Regions from separate parts of the Homo sapiens genome. Here region 1 is linked to region 2. A link is an interaction called in ENCODE POLR2A ChIA-PET data of the cell type or tissue named here. Cell type or tissue: A673. All regions are shown on one strand. Links, peaks and the distances in the headings refer to the core of each region. The heading gives the core; the rest is flanking DNA.

What was found. ChIA-PET counts read pairs that join two places held together with the same protein. Peaks named below come from ENCODE experiments on the same cell type or tissue, not always from the same donor. Only the 100,000 strongest peaks of a DNase experiment are listed, where the experiment ranks them.
Region 1: POLR2A ChIA-PET joins it to region 2 with 5 read pairs; 2 of 35 experiments call an interaction of 5 or more read pairs at or near these places.

Annotation. Positions count from the first base shown.
Region 1 is chr11:120,187,959-120,204,409 of GRCh38, reverse strand. It overlaps LOC105369530 (a long non-coding RNA gene), which reads right to left. Exons shown (of 3, transcript XR_948101.2): 1 at 15,564-16,451; 2 at 15,414-15,481; 3 at 13,139-15,294. Among named protein-coding and RNA genes, the nearest start is that of OAF, 15 kb to the left of the region's middle. RefSeq lists enhancers at 6,539-7,039, 7,040-7,540. In A673, for the core only: no CTCF peak of the experiment used is centred there; a DNase peak (open chromatin) is centred at 6,729.
Region 2 is chr11:118,762,502-118,778,952 of GRCh38, reverse strand. It overlaps DDX6 (DEAD-box helicase 6), which reads left to right. Exons shown (of 14, transcript NM_004397.6): 5 at 10,601-10,730; 6 at 13,598-13,744; 7 at 15,647-15,741. Among named protein-coding and RNA genes, the nearest start is that of DDX6, 20 kb to the left of the region's middle. In A673, for the core only: no CTCF peak of the experiment used is centred there; no DNase peak of the experiment used is centred there.

The DNA of each region.
Region 1 (16,451 bases), core at 4,507-8,506, 1.4 Mb before region 2:
GCGGCAAGAAGATGGGATCTGGCAGGGTTTGTGTGCCTTGTGTTGATTACATTTTAATGGGTAAACACCCTTTCCTTTATGCAAATCCCCGAGAAAATTTATTACTTTTTTTTTTTTTTTTTTTGAGATGGAGTCTCGCTCTGTCGCCCAGGCTGGAGTGCAGGGGCGCGATCTCAGCTCACTGCAAGCTCTGCCTCCCGGGTTCATGCCATTCTCCTGCCTCAGCCTCCCGAGTAGCTGGGACTACAGGCGCCCGCCACCACGCCCGGCTAATTTTTTGGATTTTTAGTACAGACGGGATTTCACCGTGTTAGCCAGGATGGTCTCGATCTCCTGACCTCGTGATCCACCCGCCTTGGCCTCCCAAAGTGCTGGGATTACAGGCATGAGTCACCGCGCCCGGCCAGAAATTTATTACTTTAAAAAATCAGTTGGATTTTTAGCCTGGTATTTTATTGCTCTTGAAAAATGTGCGTGTTACAGCTTGGGATGGGACATCCTGCTTTTTCATCAGGGGGCTGAGTGTGAACAAAGTTGAGCCTGGACAGGGGCCATTTCTGACCAGAGCCATCAGCTTGTCTCCCTTTTCCTGTCACAGTTGCTATGGGCCCCCTTATCAGAACATCTGGCTTCCATCTGACTGATGGTATCATCAAGGCTTAGGCTAGAGAGTCTAAGAAGGTTCTAGCATTATCCAGGGAGGGAGGCTCAGGGCCTAGTTTCTTATCCAGTGGAAAAGGGAACATTGCCCTCTCCTGAACTGGGGATCTCAGAGCCACCCTCACTATCATGACTTTTTAAAAAAAGATCTTTCATTTTTCCGAACAAATGGAAAGATACTATGTTTATCGAGAAAAATGTGATAAAAATATATACATTTAGTGCATTTCCAATTAACATCCTAATGGAGCTTAAACATTTTTAAAACAGACTTTTTTATTTTTAACCGTTTTAGGAGTCACAGCAAAATCGAGTGGAAAGTACAGCGTTCCCATATACCCTTGGCCCCTATGTATTCATACTCTTCACCATCAGCATCCCTGCCGGAGGGCTATGTTTGTTACAATCAATGAACTTGTAGTGACACTTTGTAATCAACCAAAGTACACAGTGTACATGAGGGTTCCATTCTTGGTTCTGTATATTTGATGGGTTTTGACAAATGTATCCACCATTACAGTATCATACAGAGGGTTTCACTATGCTAAAAATCCCACGTTCCACCTATCCATGCCATTAAAAAGTGCATGTAATCGTGTTAGGCCACTGGAGAGAAAATAAAACCTGATCAATATTGATTTCAGATTATCTTCTGAGCATTGTGGTTTTTATGAAGTTATCGCTGCATGCCCTGTGTTTCCTGTCCTGCTTTTCTTAATATTATTTCCTACATGCATTTCCACATATTGACACAGTCCACACATCATTCTTTTTTTGTTTTTTCGAGACAGAGTCTTGCTCTGTCGCCCAGGCTGGAGTGCAGTGGCACGATCTCAGCTCACTGCAACCTCTGCCTTCTGGATTCAAGCAATTCTCCTGCCTCAGCCTCCTGAGTAGCTGGGATTATAGGCACCTGCCACCATGCCCAGCTATTTTTTGTATTTTTAGTAGAGACGGGGTTTCACCATGTTGGCCAGGCTGGTCTCAAACTCCTGACCTTGTGATCCACCCGCCTCAGCCTCCCAAAGTGCTGGGATTACAGGTGTGAGCCACCATGCCCGGCCCACACATCGTTCTTAATAAAGTTATAGAGCACACCATGGTGTAAAGAGTTGACAGCGTACTCTAATCATTTGTTGGTTATTATTTTTCTACTATACAATCTTGTAGAAAAGATTTAAAAGGAGACTACAAATTGTGATTCTGATGCTTTTTGCAGAGTTTGAATGCTATGCACTTAAACTCTGATTTATGCCTTCAGCCAGGTTCCTCTCTAGCAGCCCCCTGAGACAGAGTGTCCTGTATATCTCTTTTCATGTCTGTGAAGGGAAAAGACCCCATAATGTCCCGAGGGGACTCAATTACTGCTGTACAAACACAGGATCTTAGCTACTTTCAACTAGAAATTTCTTTCTCATGTACAACACAAATGTCCTTGACTTGAATGTAAACTTTCCACCCTTTCCTGAGTGTGAACAGTTTCTCTCACCTGCACATCGTGTGTGCAAATCAAAAGAGTATGATCCATATTAGGAGTTATTTATATGTGATGATATTCTGCAGGAGAATGTCATAGACTTTTCATGAATTCTCATCAAAGTCAAATAGCACAAACCTTTGTGAGGGGTGTTATTCTGACTTCCATTTTATAGACGAGGAAAGAAGAGGATTCATTAATGCTCAGCTTTAAAATTAAAAAAAATCATATTATATGTCTTCTATTTGGAATTTTAAATTACTTCCTCCAAATAACCCACTTATTAAAAACAAAGTGGTGAGAAATCATGTCACGATTCATCATTTGCTTACAGTAAGCCTGGAACTTTGGACTCATTTTCTTACTTAATTCTTATGATAACTCTGGGAAGCAGGAGACCAAAGTGACTTTTAAACCCAAGACTTTGTGTGGTGACTGGGGGCAGGGAGGGGGTGGGGGGCACTGGCCAAGGCCATCAGGGATGAAGGCAGAGGGGTTGGGGATCTGGTTGTCACCACTCACCTGAAACTTCTCTCTTATTTCCTGCAAATAACAGAGTGGAACGTGTGAAAGGGCTGTTGATGGCAACCGGGGAGGACACAGAGCAGGACCCATACCTTGGGAGGAAGTGGGCTTGCAGTTTCCACCCTTCCCAGGCCCCTGATCTTGACATCTTGGCTCTGTTGTTAGCTAGCTGTGTGAAATAGAGCCAATGACAGCCTCCTCCTGACACCGATGAGTCTCTGCTTCCTCCCACGTTAAAGAGGGGATATTAGTACCTACTCCAGTTGGTTATGATGCGGACTAAATGTGATATAGTATACAATTAGGATGGTGCCTATACCAAGTGGAGATTAGTGAAACGTTTTATTTATTTATTTTTGAGATGGAGTCTTGCTCTGTCACCCAGGCTGGTGTGCAGTGGTGCAATCTTGGCTCACTGCAACCTCTGCCTCCCAAGTTCAAGCGATTCTCCTGCCTCAGCCTCCCAAGTAGCTGGGACTACAGGCATGGGACACCATGCCCAGCTAATTTTTGTATTTTTAGTAGAGATGGGTTTCGCCATATTGGGCAGGCTGGTCTCGAACTCCTGACTTCAAGTGATCCGCCCAACTCGGCTTCCCTAAGTGCTGGGATTACAGGTGTGAGTCACTGCGCCCGGCCAAAACTTCTTCTTACCCTCCTTTGCTATCTTTCCTGTCTGATAGCCCTGGAGTGAGTTTGGAGTGTCTATGACACTCTTGGGTCACCTCAGCTCTTCCTGCCACAAGACCCTCAGACCTCTAGCTCCAACCCTGCTGCCCTACCTGCCTCTCAGTGCTCCCCAGAATGGACGAGAAACCCAAGAGCCAAATCCTGGCTTCCTGACCCAGGGATGAAGCCCTAGCAGCCCTTCCTTGGCCCAGGTCCTCTTTCCTGTACCTTTGTTCTGCTCCCTGCTGTTAACAATGATTCACAGATCAAAGGATGTCCCCAGCAGGGATCCTTAACCATGAATTTGCTTCAGGGTCCAGAACTCTTGGAAATTACAATATAAAAAAACCTTGTGTATATATTTGCATTTTTCTGGAAATAGAATTCTCAGGGATTCCTAACCTCTGTGGGTAGATTTGAGGTGGGAGAGGGATTATGTGGGGTTTCTTCTGTGTGGACTAAAATTCTCTTAGAATTGAGATAGCAGTGTACAAGTTCAGTAGAAAAAGTCTGGTCCCAACCACAAAAAGAAGTGAAACAGAGATGAAGAGCCCACCTCTTACCTAGGGGAGAATTCCTGGGGAAAGGCAGATCTTCTGCTCATATTTTGTAGAATCATTCATGGTCTCTTCATGCTCTGCTCACTCACTCATTCATTTCATCAATCAGCATTTATTATATACCTACTGTGTGCCTTGCTTTACACTAAGTCATACTGGCTATACAAACATCAGTTCTTTAAAGTGTGGTCCTGCTTTAAAGCGTGCTTGTTAAAAATACAGGTTCCTGGACCTCAACCATGGAGGGCATTGCCTGGGACTCTGCATTTTAAACAGGCTCCTTCGGCTCATTAAATTAGGTTGACAGCCATTGATAGAGACTGGCATCTCCTCCCAGGCACAGCCTTTGGCATTGGTATGCAGCAAAGTGCCCGCATCATGGTTGCCTCCAAGACTGTTGGTTGGACCAAGATCACGGTTCTGACCCTTCTGCAGGAGAGGTTAGTTCCCTCCCTCCCTCTGCCCTGGCTCCCCCTGCCTCTCTTGAATGCTGGGCCCTGTGAGGGGGGAGGGAGCGGAGGGGTCGCTGGCTGTCCCCTCTACTGCAGCTGTGCTGGGGGCACAGTCTTGGGCAGATTGTGAACCCCAAGAGCAGAGAGGCTGTCCCAGCATGCGCTGCTCCATCCTGACTGGGCGAAGATCTGAGAGTACCAATTAATGTTAACGAGGCTCCCTCTGCCTAGGCCTGTCTTAAGGCTTGGCTAATTAACACTTCTATGGTCCCTTGGGTCCCTAGAATGAGAGGTTTGCGGAGACCTGCAGGAAGTGACTGGTTTCAACCAAAAGGATCTTTCTACCTGTAGTAAGCATCGGGAGGCTGAGACCTGGAATGATAGTGGCTTGGGAACTGGAACCTGGAACAGCAGTAGCTGGTGTTTCTTGATCAACCCGCGTGCTTTACATCCAGCACCCCACTTAATACCCACTTGTGCTCCAGCAGCTAGGATTACTATTTCCCTCCTTTCACAGAGGAGGAAAGTGAGGCCTGGGGTTTGGAGCAAGGTCACACAGCTAGTGTGGCAGAACTAGGGGCACACCCAGGCCATCTGGCTCCAAAGTCTGAGCTCCTGCTCCCGCTCTCTAGAGCCTTCTATGGCCACACAGCCCAGGGTCCCCCTTGTCTTGGCTTCATGCCCAGGCCTGGGCATTTTCTTCTCCATTGGGCCCGCAGAGTTGCTGGCAGCGGGAGACAACCGCAAGCCTGCAGCCCCGGACTCCTTCTTCCCACTGTGCCTTTGGACCTGGTCATGGACTTCCCGTTCCCAGAGAGGATGAGGCAATGGGGAGATGGGGCAGGGCAGGGCGGGGCAGGGACAGACCCTTCCCTTCTCCAGGGTCAGCAGCCTTGGGGAGAACCTACACCCTGTGTCCTCCTAGACAGTGCTGGCCTCCTTCTCTGCTGTGGACTCCTCTTACCTCTGAGGAGGGGATGGAGGTGGGCAGGGCGTGTGTGCAGCTGGCAGGGACATTATAAACACATGGTCAGGATCTTGCCCCCTGGAACCTGTCTCCAGCATGACTGTGGGGCAGCTTTGAGCAAACTTCAGATTTCTAGGAACTGGTGGGCCTCTGGTCATTTCATGGTTATCAGTCAGCCTTTCCCAACTTCTGTCTTGCTTACAGATGGGCAAATGGGTCACGTAGTGAGGACTGTGGAATCAGTCCCAAGTCTGAATTGTGGCTCTGTCACATTCTAGCTGTGTGGCCTTGGACTTAAACCTCTAAGATGTAAAGCTTCAGTTTTTTGTCAGTAAAATGGCTGTAATGATTCCCATCTTGTTGGGTTGTTGTGGGACTTTAGAAAAGTACTATATTCAACGCCCTGGGCTGCCCACCCTACTGCTCTGTCTCCTGGTCAAGGCCAGACATTCTGCTTCGGTTGGACCTGTAGCAGAGCAGCCGGGCAGAGAGAAAAGACCACGTGGCCAGAGGCCTCGGCTGCACAGGAAGAGGCATCTAATAACTGTTGTATAAATGGTAGCTATTTTTCATATGTGCTGGGGCCATTGGCAATACTGCCTCTTATTTATTTATTTTAGAGACAGGGTCTTGCTCTGTTTCCCAGGCTGGAGTGCAGGGGCATGATCATTGCTCACTGTAACCTCACCTCAAAATTCTGGGTGCAGTGATCTTCCCACCCTGGTCTCCCAAAACGTTGAAATTATAGGCATGAGCCACCACATCCAGCCAAGCCTCGTATTTCTTAACTAGAGACAATGGAGGCTGATTTGGGCTGACGCGTTGAGACCCCAGTGAGAGGGCACTGAAATCCAGGCAGGATTCAGGGTATCTGTGGCATTCCTGCGGGGAGTTCTGTTTGCCCAATTCCCTCCCCTCCCCCATCCCCTCCCCAGGCCTGCCTCCAGCGTGCCCTCCCAATTCCCCCTCCCACCCTCCACATCTGGATTCAACTAGCAAACAACGGGCTTTCTGTGAATGCCCCCACCTTCCTCTGCCCTCTGTCCTCTGCTACAGAACTTTGGCTCTCACTGGGGCAGATGGGGGCGGGTGGGGAAAACGGGTCAGGAAAGCTTTGAGCTCTGTTTCCCCAAACCTGTAGGGTTGACTTAACTCTGCACCCCCAGCCGCCCGGCCGCCTGGCCGCGCCTCCCCCACCCCCCACCCACCGCCTTGCCCTGATTCTCGGTGTTGTCTGTTGCTCAGGATCCACCAGGGAGCCTGGAGCCCTAGTTCAGAGCCGGGGCCAGGAAGGAGACTGCAGTCCTCCACCCTCCACCCCAATCCCAGGCCAGAGAACACAGCCACTCCTGTCTGCCAGAGAGAAGCCCTGCTGGGCTTCTAGAGGCCAAGCAGTAAATTGGAATGTGGCAGTCACAGTCAAGGCAGCTGTAACTCTCATTAAAGTGACATCAACCCCACCACGGGAGGATGCTGTAAATCCAGGGAAAGGGGGCATTCATCCAGGGAGAACCGCAGAAGCAAAGAAAAAAACCCATAAATAGAGGAGACGTGGTGTCTGGAACTAATGGCGGGGCCCAACCCAAGGCCGGGCTGAACTGGGGGTGGGGTGGGGAGGGAGCTAAAGGCTGGAGGAGGGGGTGGAGGTCCGGAGCCGGGCCCTAGATGCCGGCGCAGTGCAGAGGCACAGCCGAGGCCTCTACCTGTAGCTGAGTCTCCTCTGCCCTTTCTGCCCAGGCTCCTCGGCTAAGACTGGCACTTGGGAGCAGAGTTGGCTTGTGTCCCTGGGGAAATGGCTGGGGAGGTGTCACTGTTTATGGGCCTTCCCAGGGTCAAGAGGAGCTGTTGCTTTGGCCATTAAGATTCTGTCAGCTCTCAGAGGAGAAATCAGCCTTAGGTCAAACTCCAGGCTTAGAGCTGGTCACCTGAATTCAAATCCAGGCTCTGCTACCTCTTCAAAGCTGTGGGCCTTGGGAGACTATCTTCACTTTTGGAAGTCTCAGTTTTCCCCTATCAGAGAAATGGAAGGATCCCCCGTGCCATATAGACCTGGTGTGAACATCCGGGTAGATAAACACGGGGTAACATCTGGCTGTCTGTGGGTGCTGCTTGTCAATTGACTGAATGAATCAGCAAAGCCCTGCAACCCCAGAAGCTGGGATTTTCTTTCAGAGCAGTTCCCTTCTGCTCAGGTCTGGGTTCGGCCGCTAATTTGCTGAGACGCCTTGGGCAGGGGACCTAACTTGTTAGGGCTTTGGTGTTTTGTGGGTTTTCTTGGTTTTGTTTCTTGAAAACGAAGCTGTTGTTGAGTGTGACTCTGGATGGGGTAGATGGGGCTGCACACAGTAGGAGCACTACTCCTTTGTTTTGGGGTCTATGGAGTGGCCTGATCTCTAGGTCCCTGTGAACTCCAGGTGGGCTGCATTCTAGGATCTTCCCCTAGGGTCGTTCTGGTCGTTCTCCCTCCTCACCACCTATACCAGGAACCTGGGACACTACATTGGGAGGCCCCCTCTCCTTTGCTCTCTGGCCCTGGTGGCAGTGTTGCTAGCGTCTACCCTGTTCTGAGGAAGGGTCAAGGCCAACCATGCTCTCCTGGGGTAGGAATGAAGGAGACAGAGTGGGCTGGAGAAGTCCTGCTGTGTTTCTCCCTGCCCTCAAGTTGCAGTGTGCATCGGAATCTCCCGGAAGGCCTGTTAAATCACAGATTGCTAGGCTCCACACCCGGGTTGGGTTTCAGTAGGGCCTCAGAATCTGCATTTCTAACAAGTTTTTGGATTGCCGTGATGCTTCTGAGTTTGGGCTGCATTGTGAGAAAAATTACCCTAGAGTGATCTGCTGGACTCAGCTTCCTAGCCTGCATTCTTGTGGACCTGCAGCTGAAGCAAATTGGTGCTGCAGACAGACTCCAAGATGCCTGCGTGCAAGCTCTTAAGTCAGCTAGGATCTCCAGGGCCATCATTCACTGCTGTGCAAAGAGCTGGTCGGGGGGCCTCCGTGAAACAGCAGTTCTTGGGAATGCGACGCAGTCATCTATGTCTAACAAGCTCCCAGGGTGACTCTCGCGCACAGCCCTGTTTGAGAACCACTGCCATAGAGGGTACTGGTATTGGAAATTCAGTTTCCTGTGTGGGCTCCTCCCTCCCATCTCCCCACCAAAAAGGATTAGAGAAAAAGGGAGTGAGGAGTGGGAAAGCAGGAATTAAATTGAGTAAAATCGTCTAGGCGAAGAGAGAGGCACAGTCAATTGAAAGGAAAGGCAATAAAACCAGGCTCTGTAAACACCCAGAAATGAGGCTCAAGGCTGGGCTTGGGGAAGAAAACACAATTTACCTCTGGGGAGGGCCAGAGGGACGCACGTGCGGGTAGAGGCAGCCCTGCTGATTTAAAGGATGCTTCTGGGGCATGCCTTCCTCCCTGCAAGCAGAGGCTGATGATGGATGAATGCCACAGCTGAGACCTCCCAAGGGGCAGGAGCAGGGGCAGGGAGGGGGCTGGAAGCTGTGGAGTGGGGGCGGGCCAGGAGGGTCACTGCTTCACCCCCAGCACATGTTTAGCCAACAACAGAGGCACTCAGAGAAAACTCACCAGTGCCCTGGATCTGCCATCTCCTTTCTGGCCCCTAACACCTTGCTTCAACCTCTGGAGAAAGCCATGCCTGAATCCAAATCCTCCTCTGAGGAAGCGTCTGCCCCACCCACTCCATCCTGTAAGCAGCAGCTTTCTCACTAGCCCTGGGAGCAGAGTGTTCCAATGCCCCTTTGGTGGGCCATGGCTATGGTGCCTGTTTCCTCACCTCACAGAAGGACACACGGCCTGAGAAGAGGGACTAAACTTACAGGACACAGGAAAGAAAGCTGGAATTAGGGCTGCCTTAGACTCTACGGTCTGCATGGTTACCATCGCAGAATAATGCCACAGGTTGCAGAGCCTTTCACAGTTTGCATGATGGCATTACCTCCCCTCCACAACTCTGTAAGAAAGGCAGAGAAGTTATTAGATCTCATTTAAAAATGAGAACGAAGGCTGGGCATGGTGGCTCACACCTGTAATTCCAGCACTTTGGGAGGCCGAGGTGGGCAGACTGCTTGAGCCTAGGAGTTTGATAACAGCCTGGGCAACACGGCGAAACCCTGTCTACCAAAAAAACAAACGAACCAAAAAACAAAATTAGCTGGGTGTGGTGGCATGCATCTGTGGTCCCAGCTACTCGAGAGGCTGAGATGGGAGGAGTGCTTGAGCCCAGGAGGTTGAGGCTGCAGTGAGCTGAGATCGCACCACTGCACCCCAGCCTGGTTGGCAGAGTGAGACCCTGCCTCAAAAATAAAAATGAAAAAGCTGAGAGTAAGAGAAATGAAAAGACTTGTCCCAATCCATGCATCTAGGTAAGAGTTTAGACCCAAACAGGAACCTCAGTTTCTCATTCCCTGTTGGCCTCTCTACTGGAGTCAATTTAGCTCACTTCTTGAAACTGATATTAGGTTTGGGGTGGTGGGGAGAGTTGAGAGTTTGTGGTGGGTGCCTGGAAGCTGAGGCCAAAGCATCCTTTGGGATGGAGGTGCTTACTGCCTCAGCTGCCCAGAGTGTTGGCCGGGAAGGTGCACAGCTCTGTCTCTCTGAAATTGCCCTCAGCTGAAGGGAGATGCTCACAGTTATGGCCCTTCTTGAGGGTGCAGATGACGGATGAATGCAGCAGCTGAGACCTCCCAGGGGCAGGAGCAGGGGTGGCGGTGGAGGAGGGGAGCAGGCCAGGAGGGCCACTGCTTCAGCCCTAGCACATGGTTAGCCATGTTGCACCCAGTGACATGTTGTACCCAGTGACGCCTTGCACCCAATGACATGTTGGTGAGGATTACAAAGGCCTGGCCCTCTTGCCTTAATGTGGGATATCTCTGCAGAGCCCCAGAGTCCCCATGGGGTTGGCAAAGGCCTTGGTTGCAACTTCACAGCCAACATCCAACGTCCAATGTTTCCCCCAACCCAAGCCTGTTCTCTCCACTTCCCCTACAGGGGTTCATCCCCACAGCATTCCAATAAATGATGCAAAGCTCTCAGAGTCTCTTTGCTAGGAACCTGACTTAATATGGGAGGAGAAGGGAGCTAACTTCAATGGGATGCTTCTTTTTTTTTTTTTTTTTAAAGAAAGATGGTCTCATCTAATACAACACATCTGTGAACTAAGCATTTTTGCTATGTTACTGTTCAGAAAATGTTAAAGAAGTTGTCAAGACCAAATGGTATCTGGCAAAGCTGGGATTCTAGTGCAGGCCCACTCTGACTTTGAGAGCACAGGTTCTACTCTCTCCCCACTGTATAAAAGGTGGGGAGTCCCTGACCCTGACCTGTGGGGTCTAGGGTGGAAAGGAGCTGGCTGGCCAAGGACTTGCCTGTGGTGTTCGAGTAGGCATGTAAACACCCATGAGAAGAGTGTTCACACCTGGGGTGCAAATGGGGGGAGGCAGGAAGCAGGGAAGGGTGGCCACATGTGGCAACCTTTGCTGGCCAAGGAGGCAGAGGTGCCTCTGGTGGAAGAAGACCTTGGGATCGGCCAGCAGCAGCCGTGAGGCACATCTGAACCCTCTCCCCGCACAGGCCCCATACAGTGGGGACTGCTGGCTCTGAGCCTCCCTGGGGCACACAAAGAAGGTTTACCTTTGCCCAAGCTGGTTGGCAAGACCCAGGTCCCATCCTGTCCCAGTGAAGGGTGAGGACTCTGGACTTCTCTGGCTCTGTGTGCTCCCTCTGGTCCCAACACAGCGGAGGACTGGCCCCTGCCTGCCTCTGGGGCCGCTCTGGTGGTAGTCAAGGTGAGTTCAAGGTCAGCAGCATGCTGCCACAGCCGCAAGCCGGCCTCGTAGCTCCTCCCTCAGGCCCCAGCCCTGGAGCACTCTGGAGCCGATCATGGGAGGAGGATCTTTCCTGAACTTTGTCTCTGGAGGGCCCAAGCCAGTTCTACCGTTGGTGTGTCCATTTGCAGAGGGGCGCCTGGTACCAGTCCTCCCCTGAGGGGCAATGCCCCCGGAACTACAGCTGGGGAAGGGCAGCAGGTCTGGAAACAAGCCAAGAGCACCCCGTCTGGTGCCGGTGGACTTTCTTGCATGAATTGGCAGCTCCGTCAAGCTTTGGCATCAATTCCAAAAGTGGAGCATTGGGGCTTGTCCTGTCACCTGGAGATTCTGAGCACATATTTACAGTTTACAGAAGTAGAAACAAAAGTAACCCTTTTATCTCCTCAGAGGAAGCTGGCCCTTCCACTGAGTACAGGAGCCGGAGACAATGTAACCTTCCCTGAGAAGATACTCTTTGGGGTAGGAGGCAGCTGTCTAGACGTGGCACCACCGAATGCACCCTAGCAAATCAGGAAAATCTCTTTTTCCTTTTTTTTCTTTTTTTCTGAGACAGAGTCTTGCTCTGTCGCCCAGGCTGGAATGCAGTGGCGCGATCTCGGCTAACTGCAAGCTCCACCTCCCGGGTTCACACCATTCTCCTGCCTCAGCCTCCGGAGTAGCTGGGACTATAGGCGCCCGCCACCACGTCCGGCTAATTTTTTTGCATTTTTAGTAGAGACGAGGTTTACACCGTGTTAGCCAGGATGGTCTCGATCTCCTGACCTCGTGATCCTCTCGTCTCGGCCTCCCAAAGTGCTGGGATTACAGGCATGAGCCACCGTGCCCGGCCATCTCTTTTTCCTTAAAATGCTCAACTGGTGTGTGCAGAACTCCCCCTTGCCTCAGCAACTGGGAGGAGTGCCTTGAAATGGCAGCGTGGGTCAGGAGCTGGGGCTCTGGGTCTAAGTGCCAGGTCGGCCATCTGCAGGAAGGAGCAGCAGCAAGATTCTCTACTGAGCTGGGCCCTGCTTTCCTCACCCGGTGGGGAATGTCTTTCAGCTGCGGGAGGTTATTTGTGACTGCCATCTTTTTCTCTTCTCTTCTTTTTTTTCAAAAAAAAAAAAAAAATCTTTGTGAGAAAAACCCCACCGTTCCACTTGTTTTCTCCGAGCCGTTTTGTTAGTTGAGGTGTTTGCATGCTGAGCAACACACACTAATATTTTCCTCCTCGTCAAAACATTAATTATCCCACCCAGGAACCTTTCTCTTGGATGTTTTTTCTTTACCACCCCTTAAGCTGTTGGGCACCAAGCGATTCCTGTATTTCCCATCATCTCAGCAAGCTGACTGTGATGTTTAAGGAGAGAGAGGCCCCCTTGGCTGGGTGCGGACCCTCCTTTGTGCTCTGTGGCACCCAGTAGTCAGGATGCAGTACTCAGGAGAGCTCCTGTCCCCCTGCTTCTCACTCTATGTGCGAACCATCTGTTTACATCTCTTGTCGTCTCCCACGAGGCTGTGAACGTCCTCATGTCTGTATTCCCGACACCCAGGACAGTGCCTGGCACAGAATAGTGGCCCTACAAATGTTTGCTGCACAAGCACATAAATGAATGAAAATGAAGATAGAATAATAAACACGCAGTAGGAGGAGTCAGGGTTCAAATCAGCCCCCCTGGTTGGGCCCCGCCCCCCAGCCTCCATCTCTTGCCTGTTCATAGAGGGAGCAGTTGTAAGCACAAGTTGGGTCCTTTGCTCTCCCTAGCACTTGGGAAGCCCCATCCTCTCTCCCTGCTTGAGGCCATTCTCAGCTGCCAGACAGCCAGTGTGTTCAGGGGGAGCCCAGTTTCCTCCTCCCTGGTCTCCCCTTGGTTGAGAGTAAGATGGGACAGCAGGGAGAATTCAGAACTTTAGAGTCTGGAAATTAGGGAGGCTCCAGGGAACAAATGCAGAGCTCGACAGGACCTTAGCAATCACTGGAGCCAGCTCCTCCCCTCCTCCCGCTTCAAAGACAAGCCTCCCAGAGGGCTGAGATGTCTGGTTCATGGTCACCTACAGGTGAGAAGTGGGGCTGGGATTCAGGCCCTGGGCAGTTATCAAGAAACAAGAGCCTCCTAATTAATTCTGAGTACAGGGCCTTTCTAGTCCCTCCTGCTACCGTGTTCTGTGCCACAGTGAGGAGGGCATGGCCTCATCATCTCCCTGTGTGCAGCGCAAACTCCTTTCATCTCCCTTTCAGCTCATTTGATCCCCACAGTGCTCTTCTGAAGTAGGCAGAGTGATGATTTCTCCATTTTGCAGATGAGGAAATTGTGGTGCAGAAAGCGTAACGGAGCTGCCTAAGGTAGCAGAGCTGTCCTGCGGTAGAGTTAGGGCTGCAGTCCTGCATCCAGAGCCCTGTGCCTGCACCCACCACATGCTCTTTCCAGGTCAGATCTCTCTGCTGCTCTGCCCCTTCCCACTAGGAGCCTGAGCATCTGATTCGACTTGGCTCCAACAGAGATACCAGATGTCCTGTAGTCAAGACCAGAGCCCAGGATCCCTCCTTCCCAGCTATGGCCAGGACTCTGCAGACAGTGGACCTCTCCGTGAAGGCCCAGAGCTTTCAGCCCTAGGCCCAGGGGCTGAAGGGCTGGCGAGTCTTCGTTGTTGAGATTAAAGCCCTTCTCCAACTGGAGAACATTTAAAATGAAACCTCCCCGTTGCATTTGTCCTGCTCAGTTTTGGAAAGTGGGCAGGTAGCTCACGAGAGGGTTCTCGTTCAGCCCCTGCCTGGCCTTACCACCCTCTTCTTTGGCCCTAAAATCAAGTGAGCTATTCTTTAGCAAGGGTGAGACACTAGGCACTGGCTTGGTCCACTTCGAAAGGGTAGAAGGGGGCTCCTAGGAAGGTATGAGCGATCTAGCCACTTCCCTCTCCATTCTGCATGCCGTACTGTCCTCCGTGTGTGCTTTAGAGAAAGGTAATGGTATGGCTGTTCCATGCAAATGTGTTTTCTCAAAGACATGACTTTTGTACCATAAGCTGTTTCCATCTAGGACCTATTTCTGTGGGATGGTCTGAGGGTGAAGCTAAGGAGAGAAGGCATATGTGAATTTATTTTGTTTATCTGAACATCTGTGTTTGGCCGGCCCCACCCCTACAATGTAAGCTAAAATGCTGTATAATAGGTTTATGTATGTACCTATACTGCCAAAGGTCATGGTTGAATCCTGTGACTAGGTAGAGTTTACCTGTCAATTGGCTAAATCAGAGACCCATATGTTTCATAGTCAAGGAGATTCTGCAGCATAAATGGCTGGCCCAGGGACCACTGGCCTGTATGCATCACTGCCCTGCTCATAAACCTCATGGCTCCCCACTGGCAAATGTTGAGTCCACCTTCCTCAACCTGTATTCAAGGCCTGCCATCATCTTCTTCCTGCCAGACTGGCCTTCAGGTCCTGTGCCTTGGCAGGTGAGCTTTTCCCCTGCCTCCCTTCTCTCTCTCTCTCTCTCTCTCTTCCTCCTTCCCTCCCTGTCTCCCTTTCTTCCTCCCTTTAAAGAGCACCAGACACTGTTTTAAGTGCTGGGGACACAGTCACTAAGTGTGGTGGACAAGACACAGGAGGCTTTAGCTTACGTTGTAGAGGTGGAGACAAAAGAAAACAGATATTCAAATAAACAAGATAAATTCAGATAAGTGCTATGAATACAATAAAACAAGATGATGTGCTACAGCAGGGGTTCCCCCACCGCCCATGCTCCTCAACGTTAGATTCTCAAAGGATGTGAACCCTATTGCGAATTGCACACTCCTTATGAGAATCTAATTCCTGATGATCTGAGGTGGTACAGTTTCATCTTCAAACCATCCACTTCCTGCCCTCCCATCCGTGGAGACATTGTCTTTCATGAAACTGGTTCCTGGTGCTAGAGAGCTTTGTGGGTAGGAGTGAGGCTGAATTCTCCCTACCCCCATGGCCTTCACAGGTAAATGCTGCCCATTGGTCAAAGCCTGCCCACATGTCACCTCTTCCAGGAAGCCTGCCTGCCTTCTCAGCTTGGCAGTGTTCTCTCCCACCACTGGACTCCAGAGCACTTTATTCCGCTCCCTTGCAGGGTGTGGAGTGGCTTGCAGCACAGTCCATGGTCATCCTTGCTGCTGGGCTGTAAGTTCCTTAAGGGTGGAGAAAGCACCTCTTTCAGCCCCTGCCTCCCACTTCCCCGGCACTTCCCTGGCACAGAGTAGCTGGTTAATAAGAGTTTGCTGAGAAAATGTGCAAGGATATCTCCTACCTCAGAGGGCAAAGAGCAGCCGGGGCCCATCCCCAGGGTCACCTGCTGAGAAGAGGCCACTTTTCTCCCTGGAGAGGGACAGAGGAAGGGGTATAGTTGAATGGGAGAATTTATGCCCAGGGCAGGAGGTGGTGGGTGGGTTCAACTCACCAAGGTAATCCTGTTGGACAGGAACACCTCACACTCTTCTAAACCTTTACAGACTTTGCTCTGATGAGAGGCCTAAGAAGAGTGTCATGCCCCTTCCTTGGCTTGGGGAAGTCTGGACCTGTGTGTAGGGGCGTGGGGTGAGGTGGGGTCGGTGTGCATTGTGCCAGGGTGTATGGCTCAGAGCATGTGTGCAGTGAGGTGTTTGTGAGGTGTCTGTGACTGTGGTCCTAGAACTGTGGGCATAGGATGTGTGAGAGAACAAGTGAGTGCGTATGTGAATGTGGTGGTGAGGTGCGTGCAGGGTGGCTGGTTTGTGTAGTGTCTTTGTGTGTTTGGATGTTGAGTGGTGGGCTGGTGGTGGTGGGGGTGTGTGTGTATCTGTGGTACAGCCCGTGGGGTTGGGGGACAGGGAAGGGTGGAGCAGCAGTGGCCTGGGCTCTGGGGGGCCAGCATCTGTGGTATTAGGGCTCAGAAAATGATACCCACAAAGATGGCACTTTGACATGCTGAATTGAAGAAGCAGCCTCCAGGTCTCTCTGACCTACCTCCCACAAAAGCCCCTGTCTCTCCCAAAGCACAGGATGAGGCTGTCTTCTGAAGCTCCCATATCGAACTGGAAACTGGACTCCCAAGCAGGAGCAGAATTGCCTTCGATCCCTCTCCTGAAATTTCATTAATCAGAGGAGATGAAAACTCCTACCACAGAGGAAGAGACTGATCACGAAACACCACATCTAGAGCCCAAACTGTGTCTCAAACTATTGTTTGTTCTCTGGTCCCATTCAGTTTCCAAAAAGAATCATTCACAAGATAATGCCTGCCTCCTGGCTCCATTCATCCCCCACCATAAAAGTATTTATGCCTGTAACACCTTGTCTCTTTCCACTA
Region 2 (16,451 bases), core at 2,367-6,366:
ACTCCTGGGTTCGCCATAGTGCTAGGATTACAGACATTAGCCACCATGCCTGGCCCCCTTTTTTTATTAATAGTACATTTCCCGTTTTGGGATTTTGTGATATTCCCAAGTAATTAGATTCAAGGTAGGCTTTCTCAGCCCGAATAATGCAGAAATCACATTATGGCCTTCTCAGGGTATCATGTTTGAAGGTGTGCCTAGTGTCCATTTATTCCTCTTTGGTGATGTTAATTTTGATTACCCTGTCAAGATGTTGTGTGGTTTTTCCCTTCTATAATTACTGCTCTTTCCCCTCTCCCTTGAGACGAATAAGCAATCTGGGGTGCATTTTAAGACCATACAAATACAATAATACTATGGCCACCCTCCTCCTCCAACCCAGTAAGATAGATGTTCAGGCTAGGTATTATCCCCGTTTTGTGGATGAGAAAACAAAAGTTCAGAGCAGTTCTCTTAGCGTATTGTTTTCAACCAGGGAGGATTTTTGTCCCCCAGGGGACATTTAGCAATTTGTAGAAACATTTTTTATTATCATCAATGGGGGGATGCTAAAGGACAGCCCCTTACAACAAAGAATTTTGTGGCCCAAAATGTCAGTAGTGCTGAGCTTGAGAAACTTGACTTAGCCAAAGATACTTGTAGCTCATGAGTGGTAGAGGTGGGATTTAACTTCGTATCTTGTGATTTGCAATTCATGGCATGATACTTTTTTAAAAAAATAACAAAATTTCCCCCCTAGTTTTAGCACCCATTGGTGATTCTTGCTTGATCTCATCTCTGCTCTGATGGGTTATGATGACTTTCCAATTCTAGCACTCCCTCTGTATTTGCCCCTATAAAGAAGAAACTTCCCTTCCCCTCATCCATATATATCTGTTATCAGTATGGACTTATACTCACCATTTTTTTCAATTTTTTTCAATTTTTTTTTTATTATTATTCTAAAAATAGCCTAGATCTGGCCAATGTAAGCTCTTTCAGCCTGGTTCCTATGTTTTTATGATGTGTCCCCTTCATTTTTCTTGAGTACTTTCTTGGTTTTTTTTTTTTTTTTTCTCTTTTTTGAGATGGAGTCTAGCTCTGTCAGAGAGGCTGGAGTGCAGTGGCATGATCTTGGCTCACCGCAGCCTTCCCATCCTGGGTTCAAGCAGTTCTTGTGTCTCAGCCTCCCCAGTAGCTGGAATTACAGATGTGTGCTACCACACCTAACTAATTTTTGCATTTTTAGTAGAGACAGGGTTTCACCCTGTAGACCAGGCTGGTCTTGAACTCCTGACCTCAAATGATCGCCCACTTTGGCTTCCCAAAGTGCTGGGATTATAGATGTGAGCCATCGTACCCGGCCCCTTTCTTGCTTTTTGACATATCATGATGCAGGCTTATCTTATACCTATCCTGGCCCAGCATTGGCATCCAAGGATCCTTGATTCTTTTTAGTGTGGAGTAGTATTAGGGACCAAGACCCAGGCATTAGGTACCCTGTTTGCTACTTGGTCCTTTCAGTGGAAAGAGCAAGGAAATAAATGCATGTATATACATATCCACACACACATACACATAAATATACACGTACATATAAACATGCATTATACATAGGCCAGTTTGATAAATGATGACAACAGACATACTTAAATTGATGAAATGATTGAATTCAGGCTGTGCTAAGGACAAACCCTGTGACATCACTGAGTACTTTTTCATTGAGCCAACATGTGTGGAGTGACCTAGAAAGTGTTTGACCTTGGGAATTCTATAATGAATAAGACAGATATATGGTTGCTGTCTTACAGTCTGGAAAGGACAGCTAATTGTACAGGTAATTCACTGTAATATGATGAGTACCTTTCTAGTTGGAATTGCGTATGTATGTAGTCATTAGAGGAAGATGGGACAACCTGGAAGAATTGAGCTGTGTTCCAAGCAGAGAACGCTGGGTAATGATTGCCCAGAGTTGAGAGTGTGCTTTTGGCTGGATAAAGTATCAAAACAAGGATATGCATCATCAGAGGGGTAATTTGGGTGTAGGTATTAGAAATACCTAGGAATCTACTATGATGTAGTTCATGTTAAGCCATTTTATCTACACTGAAGTCTTTTTTTTTCTTTCTTTTTTTTTTTTTTGAGACAGAGCCTTACTCTGTTGCCAGGCTGGAGTGCAGTGGCGCGATGTCCACTCACTGCAATCTCCGACTCCTGGGTTCACGCGATTCCCCTGCCTCAGCCTCCCGAATAGCGGGGACTACAGGCGTGCACCACAGCACCCGGCTAATTTTTTGTGTTTTAGTAGAGATGGGGTTTCACCATGTTAGCCAGGATGGTCTCGATCTCCTGACCTTGTGATCTGCCTGCTTCAGTCTCCCAAAGTGTTGGGATTACAGACGTGAGCCAACACACCTGGCCCACTGAGGTCTTATGAGAGTTCCTTTACAGTAGGAACTGCATCATTCAACTTTTATCTCTAGTACTTAGCATAGTGCCTGTGCTTATTTAGCGTGCTTTGATGAAACTTAGGTAACTCATGTCTGCAGGTGAACTTGGTGTAGGGAACTGCCCAGATTAAATCCCAGCTCTACTCCTTCATAAATTGGTTATTTGGGATCTATAAGTCTTAGACTCCTGACCTATATAATTGAGGTAATAGTATAATACCATAGGGTTGTTGTAAAGATTAAGTGAGATAATTCACATGCTTAGTACAATGCCTAGTACGTGATAAATGCTCAAAAATGTTATGGGTTATTTTATATAATAGTTTCAAAAAAGGAAATTAGTTAATTTAGGAGACGTAATTGTTTTAAATTTGTTTTAAAGAGACTGAGTCTTGCTAAGTTGCCTGGGCTGGATGCAGTGTCAGAATCTTAGCTCACTGCAGCCTCAAACTCCTGGGCTCACGTGATACTCCTGCCCCAGCCTCCTGAGTAAGGATGATAGTGTAGTACCAGCACACCTGGTTGTTTTTTGTTTTTGTTTTTGTTTTTGTTTTTGGTAGAGTCAAGGTTTTGCCATGTTGACCAGGCTGGTCTTGACCTCCTGGGCTCAAGCAGTCCTCCTGCCTTGGCTTCCCAATGTGCTAGAATTATAGATGTGAACCACTGCACTTAGCCCAGTCCTCATTCTTAGTGGATATTTGCTGACTCCTATTTCTTACCTTGTATTAAAATTTAAAATTAACTTTGTTACTTGTACTCTGAGTGTTGTTATAGCATATAGGCAATTAACTCTTCAGCCACTTAACCAATCTGACATCCAGCTTTTTCTGTAAAGTAGAAATAAGTACTCTCCCTCACAGGATTTTTATTGTTAAGATCAAATGTAGTGTACAACCAAAGTATTTTGAAATAGCAAGGTATTGTATGAGTATATTGTTTTAGATACTCAAGGTCACCACTTGTATTGCCTTTTTCTTTTTTTTTATTGCCTTTTTCTTTCCTATTGTTTTGTCCTGGGGATCCATGGAAAGCACAAGATTATGTGTTTCTTAGAATCAATCAGAGTTACAAGTCACAAATATTAGGATTTTAGAACCGAAACAAAATTTACAGATCCCCTAGTAAAAAAATTTTTTAAATTTTTATTTTCATAGGTTTTTTGGGGGAACAGGTGGTGTTTGGTTACATGAGTAAATTCTTTTGTTTTTGAGACAGGGTTTTGCTCTGTCGCTCAGGCTGGAGTGCAATGGTGTGCTCTCGGCTTACTGCAACCTCTGCCTCCCGGGTTCAAGCGATTCTCGTGCCTCGGCCTCCCAAGTGACTTGGGATTACAGGCGGGCACCAGCATACCCGGCTGATTTTTGTATTTCTGGTGGAGACGGGGTTTCACCATGTTGTCCAGGTTGGTCTTGAACTCCTGACCTCAGGCGATCCACTCTCCTCGGCCTCCCAAAGTACTGGAATTACAGGCGTGAGCCACCACGCCTGGCCAAGTAAATTATTTAGTTGCTATTTCTGAGATTTGGGTGCACCCATCACCCCCCTGGTAAAATATAACCTCATGGCAGGCTGTCTTCTAGTATTCTTTCCATTCTTATCTACCTTCTCGTTTTATTTTTGTCATCCCTCCCCCATTCCTAAAAGTATCTCTTCTATCATGCTTGGTTTTACAGTTTTATCCAGGCATTTTTTTTCCCCTAAATATTAAAACTGCCTTGATTAGATGGGTGAGTCTTCTGCATTTGAATATTTGTTTGAGATGGAATTTAGTTGCAGTTTGGCTGTGAGATTTGGAGAATTGGCTGGGTGCAGTGGCTCATGCCTATAATCCCAGCACTTTGGGAAGCCAAGGTGGGTGGATTGCTTGAGTCCAGGGGTTCAAAACCAGCCTAAACAACATGACAAAACCCTGACTGTACAAAAATTAGCTGGGCATGGGGGACATGTAGTCTTAGATGTTCAGGAGGTTGAGGCTGTAAGTGAGCCAGGATTGTGTCACTGCACTCCATCCTGGGCAACAGAGCAAGACCCTGTCTCACAAAAAAAAAAAAAAAAAAAAGACTGTTAGAGAATTAGGCACTTAAAATTATATGCTCTCAAAAGAGCTTTTACATTGACAGGCTGGAACCAGATATACTACAGATTGCTCCCACAACGTATTTCTAGAGCCATCTGTGACCAGTTCTAGGTCTGGATGCTGTGGCCAGTAGAATAATTGCCATTCTAAAGGTATAGCTTTATAGGAACCTAGACTTCTTTGGAAGGCTTAAGAATATACTGTTTTTGTCTGCTTAGCATTATTTGAAACTTTATATTAACTTTGGGGTTATGATTGAGAAAGATGGCCTCTCTCGTTGCTTCTAAACCCTGGGAACACCTCTTGAAGACTTTTTCGAAACTCTAAGAAGGTGAAGAAATGAGAAGTAGTTGATTATTGAGGGAAACATGGAAGCTCCGTACTGTTGGCAACAAAATTTTGTGCCAGGTCAGCTAAGGTCTAATGAGGATTAATAGTTTACTATTTATAGTTAGGAATTATAGCATTCTGAATCCTGTAAATAAGTCATTCTTCCTGCTAACAATCGGTTTATCATGATTGAAAAAAATATTTCCTAAAAACTCAAAGGTTTTTTTTGTTTGTTTGTTTTGTTTTTTTTTTTGGTGTGTGTTTTGTTTTGTTTTCTTTTTGGGTGGGGTCGGGGAGACAGAGTCTCAGTTTGTCACACTGGCTGGTCTTGAACTCCTGGCCTCAAGCAGTTCTCCTGCCTCAGCCTTGCAGAGGGTTGAGATTACAGGTGTGAGCCACCATCCCCAGCCTAAATTAGAGATATAATTAGAAATTACCATCTCCCTTTTTTTTTTTCCTGTTAAGCAGGGGACATTTGTAACAATCATTGCTACCTCGTCTGGAGTAACCATAGGTTGTTTTTTTGTTTTGTTTTATTTTGTTTTGAGACAGAGTCTCGCTCTGTCGCCCAGGCTGGAGTGCAGTGGTGCAATCTTGGCTCACTGCAAGTTCTGCCTCCTGGGTTCACGCCATTCCCCTACCTCAGCCTCCCAAGTGGCTGGGACTGCAGGCGCCTGCCACCACGCCCGGCTAATTTTTTTGTATTTTTTTAGTAGAGACGGGGTTTCACCATGTTAGCCAGGATGGTCTCCATCTCCTGACCTCATGGTCTGCCCACCTCGGCCTCCCAAAGTGTTGGGATTACAGGCGTGAGCCACCGCGCCCGGCCTTTAACCATAGGTTTTTTTTCCCTCTTGGAAATTAAGGTTTGGAAAATAAGAGGAAGCAGTCAGTGTAAATGCAGCTAGTTGGGTGATGTTGAGCTTTTGTTGGTACCACACTTTTGTAAAATGCCTCTCAATGCTAGGAGATTGGAAAATAAACCATTCTTTAATTATAGGCATCAGAAACCAACTCGATCTAACTTAAGCAAAAGGAAATTTATTGGAAAAATAACGGGAATTCACAAGATTGAGAAGGCTAGAGAAACATACTTGGAAATGACTAAGAATTGAGATAGCTCTGAAGGACTTAGGAAGCTGTAATGGATGCACTATAACAATTTAGATTCTTAGGAGGCAACATTCCGCTGGCCCAGTGTGGGCTATGTGTCTACCACTTGGCTTAGAAAATTGGTGAGGCTTGGTCTGTTGGGACAGGGGAGACCAGGGCATATGTAATTCCTTAGAAGGAAATTGGGGTGTTACTTAGTAAAGGGATACTAGAGTAACCAAAACACAACAAATACTCTTCAGTCATTATCTAAACGTTACAGTGAATGTGAATTTGGAGACCTAAGGTGGCAGATGTCAGCCCTAAGCTTGTGGGGTTGGTTTTTTGGGGTTTTGTTTTTTGGGGGTAATAGCTTTATTGAGATATAAATGACATCACACATCAAAAGTATACAATTTAATGCTTTTTAGTGCATTTAGAGTTCTGCAACCATTACCACAATAAATTTTAGAACATTTTGATCAGTCCCACAAAAGAAACCCTTTTAGCAGTCACACCTCATTTTCCCACACCCCTAAACAACCACTGGTATACTTTCTGTCATTCTAGCTTTGCCTAGTCTGGACATGTCATATAAATAGAATCCTATAGTATGTGTTTTTTTTGTGACTGGCTTCTTTGACTTAGCGTAATGTTTTCCGAGTTCATCTGTGTTGTAGCTTGTATCAATATTCCATTCCTTTTTCCTGAATAATATTTTATTGTATGGCTCTATTACTTCTGATTTATCCAGTCATCAGTTGGTAGACATTTGGGGTTGTTTTCCAAGGACTGAGGATTTAATGTGCTATTTTGTGAAAATCTGAGAAGTAGGAAGGGGATTTAATGATCTCAACTGTCATCCGTCTGAAAAACCTAACTTGTGATTTTAAATAAAATAGCAGGCTGCCTTCCCCTGTTCCCTTTTTAAAATAGGAACTGACCCTGCTTTAACCTTATGAAGTTTTATTTATGAATAAAGTTTGTACTATTATAAAAAAAAACATAGAAGGAACTGGCTATTAAGGATAATGCTGCTATGAAAATTCAGGTGCAGGTTTTTGTGTGGAGATGTTTTTATTTCTCTTCGCTGTATACCTAGAATTGCTAGTTCATATGGTAACTCTTTTTAACCTTTTGAGGAACTGCAAGGCTGGTTTCCAGCGTAGCTGTACATTCCCACTAGCAGTGTATGAGAGTTCCATTTTCTCCAACTTCTTGCCTACATGTTATGTGCAGATCTAAGTTCAAATACTGGCTAAAGCATTTCTTGCTTTGTGACCTTGGGCAAACTAATCCTGTTTAGGATCCATTTTGTCAGTTGTAAAACAAAGTACCTAACTTGAAAGTTGTGCTGAGCACATAGTAAGTTTTAAAAAAAGTTTTCGTTTCCTTCCTCCTTTGCCTTCTCCCTGGCAGTTCCTCATAATTTCCTCTTGTATTTCACAGCTTTTTGAACTTGACTTGAATTCTCTTGCTTTTCATTATTTCCTGAGAAACACTGGTAAGAGGCAGTGTGGATGTGCTGAATTCACTGACTGTTAATCATAATGGCCATCATATAAGGCAAAATATCAGGGTGTCTTAACTTACAGTCTATCACATGTACTTTGTTAAAGCTTTATCCTTGAACAGTTTTTGTAGGGTATAATCCCTGTCAAAGAGGGCAAAGGAATAGAAGTCAATGGCCTTAATCAAGTCAGTCAAAAGATGAACTGAAAAGGGGGATTAGGATACCTCTAGTCTAATTCTGTTCTGCCTCACTTGATTGAAAAAAAGGTTTACACTTTAAAGAACCTGACCCAGCAAGTCGTTATGAGACCATCAGAGACCACCTATCTTACTTTTTCAATACTGTAAAACTGAGTAGTGTGCAGGCAGCCTGTTAAAAACTACAGACTACTGGCACCACAGAACCACAAAAGAGAAAACCTGAGGTGACAGGGTAATGGGAGCCTCTGGAACAACTGGAAATAATGGTTCACTTATCTGTGATGAGGGAAGAAATTTAAGACCAAAGGGTTAAAGCCAAGGTTTTCTTCTTTGTTTGCTTTACCTTAATAAGCAGAGTCTTTAATGCTGGCTGTAAGAACAAGACAACAGTATTTTCTTTTCTTTTCTCTCTCTTTTTTTTTTTTTTTGTGAGACTGAGTCTTGCTCCATTGCCCAGGCTGGAGTGCAGTGGCGCAATCTTGGCCCACTGCAACCTCCTCCTCCTGGGCTCAAGCAGTTCTCCTACCTCAGGCTCCCAAGTAGCTGGGACTACAGGTGCGCACCATGACCATTTTTGTATTTTTAACAGAGATGGGGTTTCACCATGTTGGCCAGGCTGGTCTCGAACTCCTGACCTCAGGTGATCTGCCTACCTCAGCCTCCCAAAGTGCTGGGATTACAGACATGAGCCATCGTTCCCAGCCAACAACAATATTTTCACAGTTGTTCTGGCAGCTGTGTTGTTCTGACCATATGGAACCCATTTATATCCTGTGATTGGAGCTCTAGGTAGAAAGAGTGTTGTCGTGGGAGATGGAAGTCATCCTGCTTATTTAGTCATTTCTACCAATAGCAGCTTTAAAGGGCTAAAGCTGTTTTTTGTTTGTTTGTTTGTTTTTGTCGTTAGCCCAGGCATAGAAGGGACAAATGTCAGTGACTGTGAATTTGGTTCCTAGTATCTTAGTTTTAGAAATTAAAAATTCAGGCCAGACACAGTGGCTCATGCCTGTAATCCCAACACTTTGGGAGGCCGAGGTCGGTGGATCATCTGAGGTCATGAGTTCAAGACCAGCCTGGCCAACATGGTGAAACACCCCGTCTCTACTAAAAATACAAGAATTAGCTGGGTGTGGTGGCACACGCCGTTAATCTAAGCTGCTCGGGAGGCTGAGGCAGGAGAATCGCCTGAACCAGGAGGCGAAAGTTGCAGTGAGCCAAGATCGCACCATTGTACTCCAGCCTGAGTGACAAGAGCGAAACTCTGTCTCAAAAAAAAAAGAAAAAAAATTAAAATTCCACATCATGGCCCGGCGCGCTGGCTCACGCCTGTAATCCCAGCACTTTGGGAGGCCAAAGCGGGTGGATCACGAGGTCAGGAGATCAACACCATCCTGGCTAACACGGTGAAACCCCGTCTCTACTAAAAATACAAAAAAAAAATTAGCCGGGTGTGGTGGCGGGCACCTGTAGTCCCAGCTACTCAGGAAGCTGAGGCAGGAGAATGGCGTGAACCCGGGAGCCAGAGCTTGCAGTGAGCCGAGATTGTGCCACTGCACTCCAGCCTGGGCGACAGAGCGAGACTCTGTCTCAAAAAAAAAAATTCCACATAATTTCCTTTTAACAATTTTTCAACGATCAAGCTTTTTCAACGATCTATTGTATTTTATAGTTTGTTGTTGTTGTTTGTTTTGTTTTTGCAAAGAGTGGGGGTGCTTGCCATGTTGCCCAGGCTGTTCTTGAACTCCTGACCTCTCTTTGTATATGTCTATTTATTTTTAAGTAACTTTTGGGAATCCTTTGCTGTTGTCTGGGAAATTTAAGTTAGTATGAACTACTGTTATTATTTGCAAAATAGATAACAAAGTAAGCCAAATATTAAAATGAGAGGTCACCTTTAGTGATGTGACCGTATTTGAGGTAGCTGCAATAGAATTGAACCTTCAATAGAGAGCACATTACAGAACAGAGAAGTAGGCTGTGGGACAGACATTGGAGATTTACTTATTATATAAATAAATGACAAATAGGACCTGAGGTTAAACTTTCCCAGCCTATTCGTGTTTTGTTGCAGGGATGAGGTGTCCAAGCTACAATTTTTCACTGTGGTCAAATTGGTGTGCTAGTCTCAAAATATATATAGTCTTACCTTGGAATTGTTTTTGTTTTTTCCTTTAAAAATTTTTGTAGAGATGGGGTCTCACCATTTTGCCTAAGCTGTTCTCAAACTCCTGGGCTCAAGTGATCGTTTTGCTTTGGCCTCCCATAATGGTGGGATTACAGATGTGAGCCACTGTATCTAGCCTTTTTTTTTTTTTTTTTTTTTTGAGATGAGACGAGGTCTCTTTCATGCTGGAGTACAGTGGTGCAATCATGGCTCACTTCACCCTTGACCTCCTGGCTCAGCCTCTCAAGGTTTATGGACACCCACCACCACACCCAGCTACTTTCTGTAATTTTTGTAGAGTTGGGGTTTTTCCATGTTGCCTAGTTGCCCGGGCTGGTGTTGAACTCCTGGGCTCAAGTGATCCCCCACTTCTGCCTCCCAGTGTGCTGGGACTACAGGCATGAGCTGCTGTGCCTGGCCATTTTTCCAATTTTTATTTGAAGGAGGCTTTGCTTTTGTTTTGTCTGTATTTTCAAGTGCTATTTATGGGTCAGCCTGAGTTCCTCCATTTTCTTTGTTGTTCTCTTCAGATACACACATAACACAGTTCTTATGACATTGGGTTACAATTTAAAATTCTGTGAGCAGTTCTGGTAAATACTGGTTTATAATGATGTTGATGTTGACTGGTCGTGCTGATTTACTTGGATCTCTGCTATTCATGTAGAATTCAAATGTAGGATACTTAGGACACTTAAAGCAATACCGAAAGAGGTATCCTTCAGTGTATTTCAGAGAGGAATTTGCTTGTGTACTACATTCAGAAGTAATTTTGTATTGTCTTATCTCTTTTAGGAGGAGAGCATTCCCATTGCTTTATCTGGTAGGGATATCTTAGCTAGAGCAAAAAATGGAACAGGCAAGAGCGGTGCCTACCTCATTCCCTTACTTGAACGGCTAGACCTGAAGAAGGACAATATACAAGGTTAGTTGAATAAAAGTTTGTTTTTAAACTAAAAATGGGAGTTTCAGCCTTGGAGCCATGTGTAGAAGATACTCTTTTTTTAGTCAGAATTTACATTATCTAAAATTTGTATTCTTTCTTTTCAGGTTTTTTCTTTTTTTAGCCTGATGATGGTCTTTTTATTAAAAATGATTCCCAGCTTTTTAGAGATTTCTAGTTTTAAGAGTATTCTTATATGATACACACTTGTGACAGCATTCCAGTGAGACAGGAAAAATAAGTATTAGTGCCCTATAGGTAGGAAAGCTGAGGCTGGGCACGGTGCCTCACAGCCTGTAATCCCAGCACTTTGGGAGGTCAAAGTGGGTGGATCACCTGAGGCCAGATATTTAAGACCAGCCTGGCCAACATTGCGAAACCCTGTCTCTACTAAAAATGCAAAAATTAGCTGGGCATGGTGGCGCACAACTGTAATCCCAGCTACTCAGAAGTCTGAGGCACGAGAGTCACTGGAACCCAGGAGGTGGAGGTTGCAGTGAGCCAAGATTGTGCCACTGCACTCCAGCCTGGGTGACAGAGTGAGACTCTCAACTCAAAAAAAAAAAAAAAAAAAAAAAGGCGGCTGAGGTCATGAGAAGTTAAATTAGTTGACATTGCTACTTATAAACTATGGAACTATTTCTTGTGGCAGATGAGTGTTAACAGAATTCCTTGTAGAAACATGAACTTCTGTTTAAAGGCTGTGGATTTTGGGATTTTAAGAGCCTAGGCAGTGGGGAATAAAAAATTTTCATAGTTATATTCAATGTAAGTTAATGGAATTAAGATTTCATCTCTGAAACTTTACATTTTTAGCTTTCGTGATCTGTAATTATCTTTTCTTCCCACTTTCATATGATGTAAATAGAGCCTAGGTAGCAGGAGTTTCCTACCTAGGTATTTTACACAGTGAATCTGACTCAAATGTAGTTGGGGCTTTTAGAAATATTGTTAATAAACTTTGAGCTAATAGTTGCGAACTCAACATGCTGAAAGTTTGTAATTAAGAACAGTATTGGCTGGGTGTGGTGGCTCACGCCTGTAATCCCAGCACTTCGGGAGGCCGAGGCAAGGCAGATCACCTGAGGTCAGGAGTTCAAGACCAGCCTCGCTAACATGGTAAAACCCTGTCTCTACTAAAAATACAAAAATTAGCTGGGTGTGGTGACATGTGCCTGTAGTCCCAGCTACTCAAGGAGGCTGAGGCAGGAGAATTGCTTGAACCTGGGAGGTGGAGGTTGCAGTCAGCCAAGATCATGTCACTGCACTCCAGCCTGGGTAACAGAGCGAGATCTGTCTCAAAACGAAGAAGCAGCAGCAGCAGAAGGCCAGGTGCAGTGACTCACACCTGTAATCCCAGCACTTTGGGAGGCCAAGGCAGGAGGATTGCTTGAGGTCAGGGGTTTGAGACCAGCTGGGCCAACATGATGAATCCCCGTCTCTACTAAAAATACAAAAAATTAGCTGGGTGTGGTGGCGGTTACTCAGTAGGCTGAGGCAGGAGAATTGCTTGAACCTGGGAGGCAGAGGTTGCAGTGGGCCGAGATGGCAGCCACTGCACTTCAGCCTGGACAACAGAGCAAGACTCCATCTCAAAAAAAAGAAGAGGAAGAGTTTAATATTTATATAATAGTATTGCTGAGGGAGAGTCTAAATCTGGGACACTATAATAGGTTCTCTTTTCATAAAGAGATTTGTACATTTGAGTTTTCATAATGTCCTGTGTAATGATTCAACTTTTTATTTTTATTTCTTAATTTTTTTGGCGGGGGAGACAGAGTCTTGCTGTGTCACCCATTCTGGAGTGTGGTGTCATGATCATAGCTTAATGCAGTCTTAATCTCCCAGGCTGATGTGATCCTCCTGCCTCAGCCTCCCCAGAAGCTGAGACTATAGGCACATGCCACCATTCCCAGCTAATTTTTTTCATTTTTTTTTTTAGTAGAGATGGGGTCTTGCTATGTTGCCCAGGCTGGTCTTAAACTCCTGAGCTCAAACGATCCTCCTGCCTCAGCCTCCAAAAGTGCTGGGATTCTAGGCATGAGTTACTCACTGTGCTGCCCAGCCCAATTTTTTAATACATCTCGGTATCTAGATTATAAGGGGCAGTGTTTCTTTTCTTTTTTTTTATTTGAGACGGAGTTTCGCTCTTGTTGCCTGGACTGGAGTGCAGTGGCACAATCTCGGCTCACCACAATCTCTGCCTCTCGGGTTCAAGCGATTCTTCTGCCTCAGCCTCCCAAGTAGCTGGGATTACAGGCATGTGCCACCCACGCCCAGCTAATTTTGTATTTTTAGTAGAGATAGGGTCAGGCTGGTCTCAAACTCCCGGCCTCAGGTGATCCACCCACCTTGGCCTCCCAAAGTGCTGGGCTTATAGGTAGGTGTGAGCCACCGTGCCTAGGCTATTTTTTTTTTCTTTCTTTCTTTTGAGACTGAGTCTCACTCTGTCGCCCAGGCTGGAGTGCAGTGGCGCGATCTTGCCTCACTGCAGCCTCTGCCTCCGGGTTCAAGTGATTCTCCTGCCTCAGCCTCCTGAGTAGGTGGGACTACAGGTGCGTGCCACCACGCCTGGATAATTTTTGTATTTTTAGTACAGATGGGGTTTCACCATGTTGGTCAGGCTGCTCTCGAACTCCTGACCTCAGGTGATCTGCCCACCTTGGCCTCCCAGAGTGCTGGGATTACAGGCGTGAGCCACTGCATCATAAGGTGCAGTTACAGGTGTGAGCCACTGCATCATAAGGCGCAGTATTTCTATAGCTTCTTAAATTTTGTAAATAATGATGTATAGCATGTTCTCCCACCTCACCCCATATTTTCTTATATATTCCTTGATACTGTTTCAGCAATGGTGATTGTTCCCACTAGAGAACTTGCTCTACAGGTCAGTCAAATTTGCATCCAGGTCAGCAAACACATGGGAGGGGCCAAAGTGATGGCAACCACAGGAGGAACCAATTTACGAGATGACATAATGAGGCTTGATGATACAGGTAAGAAATGATTACTAAAAGGTAGTGTAGCTCTCTGTTATTTTAGTCACAAGTATTTCAGTAAATTATTAAAAATTGTTTTTAAGAATTAAGGAACAGAAATACTGCAGTAAGAAAAGGAAATGACCACTGCATTCAAGCGAAAAAGACAAATTACCATAATTGAAAACGATATTTGACTTTATTAGTAATTGTAAAACAGCAAGTTTATAATAATTTTACCTGTTTAATTGGTAAAGCTAAAAGTATTAGTAGACGATAATGTGAGTTTGTGGACAAATAGGCTACATTGTAAATGTGGGGGTGTAAACTTACATCTCTATCATGGGCAATTTGGGAGTATATTTTAAAATTATAAATGTATATATAATGTGTGTGTGTGTGTGTATATTTTTTTTTTTTTTGGAGATGGAGTCTTGCTCTGTTGCCCAGGCTGGAGTGCAGAGGCGCAATCTTGACTCACTGCAATCTCCGCCTCCCAGGTTCAGGCCATTCTCCTGTCTCAGTCTCCTGAATAGCTGGGATTACAGGCTCCCGCTACCACGCCAGGCTAAATTTTTGTGTTTTTAGTAGAGACGGGGTTTCACCGTATTAGCCAGGATGGTCTCGATCTCCTGACCTCGTGATCCACCTGCCTCAGCCTCCCAAAGTGCTGGGATTACAGGCGTGAGCCACCGTGCCCGGCCATAAATGTATATTTTTAAGAATCTTTCCTGAAGAAAAAAGTTGGGTAAATGCAGGGCTGTAGGTACAAAGTTGTTTGCTATGGGGTGGTATTGTCGTGCCGAAAAATTGGCCAACTTAGAAGGAGATTGGCTAACTAAATACGTTAAGGTATAATCTGAATAGGATTCTACATAGTCATTAAAGAGTAAAGTTGACCTGTATTCATTTTCATGAAGAGGTTTCATGATACATTGCCGAGTGGAAAAAGGTAACAAAACAGCAAGAATGAGATCACTCATATAAAATTATATCTTGATTTTAGTTAGAATATTATATATGATAATTATGTGATACATTCTTTGTATTGCATAGGTTTTTAAAAAATTATCTTGTTTGATCCTTTTAACAATACTCGGCTCACTGCTCTAGATTAGAGGCATTGCTCTTATGTCAGAAGTCTGGTGTGCCTTCTGCTATTAATTGAGAATTATCCTAAGACAAGAAAGTATGCCTACTGTTGAAAGCAGCAGGTGATTTAGGAAGCTGTACCCCACCCAATGTAGAGGTGAAACAAATATTTTTTAAGCATCCTGTGGTGAAATGGAAGTCTTTATCCTAAAACACATCTTTGTGCCTTTTTGTGTTATTTCCACCTCTATAACACAATGTGTTTCTTCTCTTTCTTTCTTTTTTTTTTTTTTTTTAATTTGAGACACAGTCTTACTCTGTTGCTCTGGCTAGAGTGCAGTGGTGTGATCTCGGCTCACTGCAACGTCTGCCTCCTGGGTTCAAGCGATTCTCCTACCTCAGCCTCCTGAGTAGCTGGGATTACAGGCTCCCACCACCACACCCAGCTAATTTTTGTATTTTTAGTAGAGACAGGGTTTCACCGTGTTGGCCAGGCTGGTCTCGAACTCCTGACCTCATGTGATCCACCCACCTCGGCCTCCCAAAGTACTGGGATTACAGGGATGAGCTACTGCACCCGGCCTAGTTGTTTCTAATAAAAGATAGTCATGTGCTGCATACAATGTTGTGGTCAGTGACGGCTGCACGTATGTCGGTGTTCCCATAAGATTATAATGGAGCTATACAATGGAGTAGGCTATACCATCACATAGCAATGCATTTCTCAGAATTATCATTAAGCAGCTCAGGACTGTAATATTATAAACCTTTATCCTCTTTGCTCAAATTAAAATTAATGAGAATGTATGTTTTCTAAATCTTGCATAGTGCACGTGGTGATTGCTACCCCTGGGAGAATCCTGGATCTTATTAAGAAAGGAGTAGCAAAGGTTGATCATGTCCAGATGATAGTATTGGATGAGGTAATGTCTCTTCATTTGGCATTATACTGTTCTGTACTTTTCTGTGCTTTGCTTATAACTGCCAGTGAATGAAGCAAAAGCTGCTTGTGTTTATGATCTAATAAACACATAAACAATCAGTTTAAATTAATTTGCTTATAAAATGTGTTTTACCCGTCAGAGGGAGTAGATTATAGGCATTCATTGGAATTCAGCATTTTGTCTTTTTCTTAGAGATAGCAGACATTAGGTTTTAATTTTTTAGTAGAGGAGTGAATAACCTCAATGCCAAATTTATTCTAAGTCTCTTTCTGCTCTGTGATTAATTTTTAAAAGCATATAATATATATTGTCTCTTCTCATTTTGTGCATACTACTTTGTACTGTTTGGTTTTTAATCTCTGTTACATGTATTATCTCACCATGTTATAAATGCCTTTTAAAAACTTATTAAAATCTGTAGTCCTGGGATCTAGCCATGTTTTGTACATGTACAGATGGTCCCTGACTTAAGATGGTTCACTTTACAGTTTTTCAGTGGAAGTGATAAGCTTTCATTAGAAACTGTACTTTGAATTTTTAAGATTGATATTTTTCCTGGTTAGTAATATGCTATATGATACTCCCATGATGCTGGGCATCAGCAGCAAACTGCAGCTCCCAGTCAGCCACATGATGATTGAGGGCAGACAGCCGATACTCTACAGTATACGGCGTTGCAGGTGATTTTG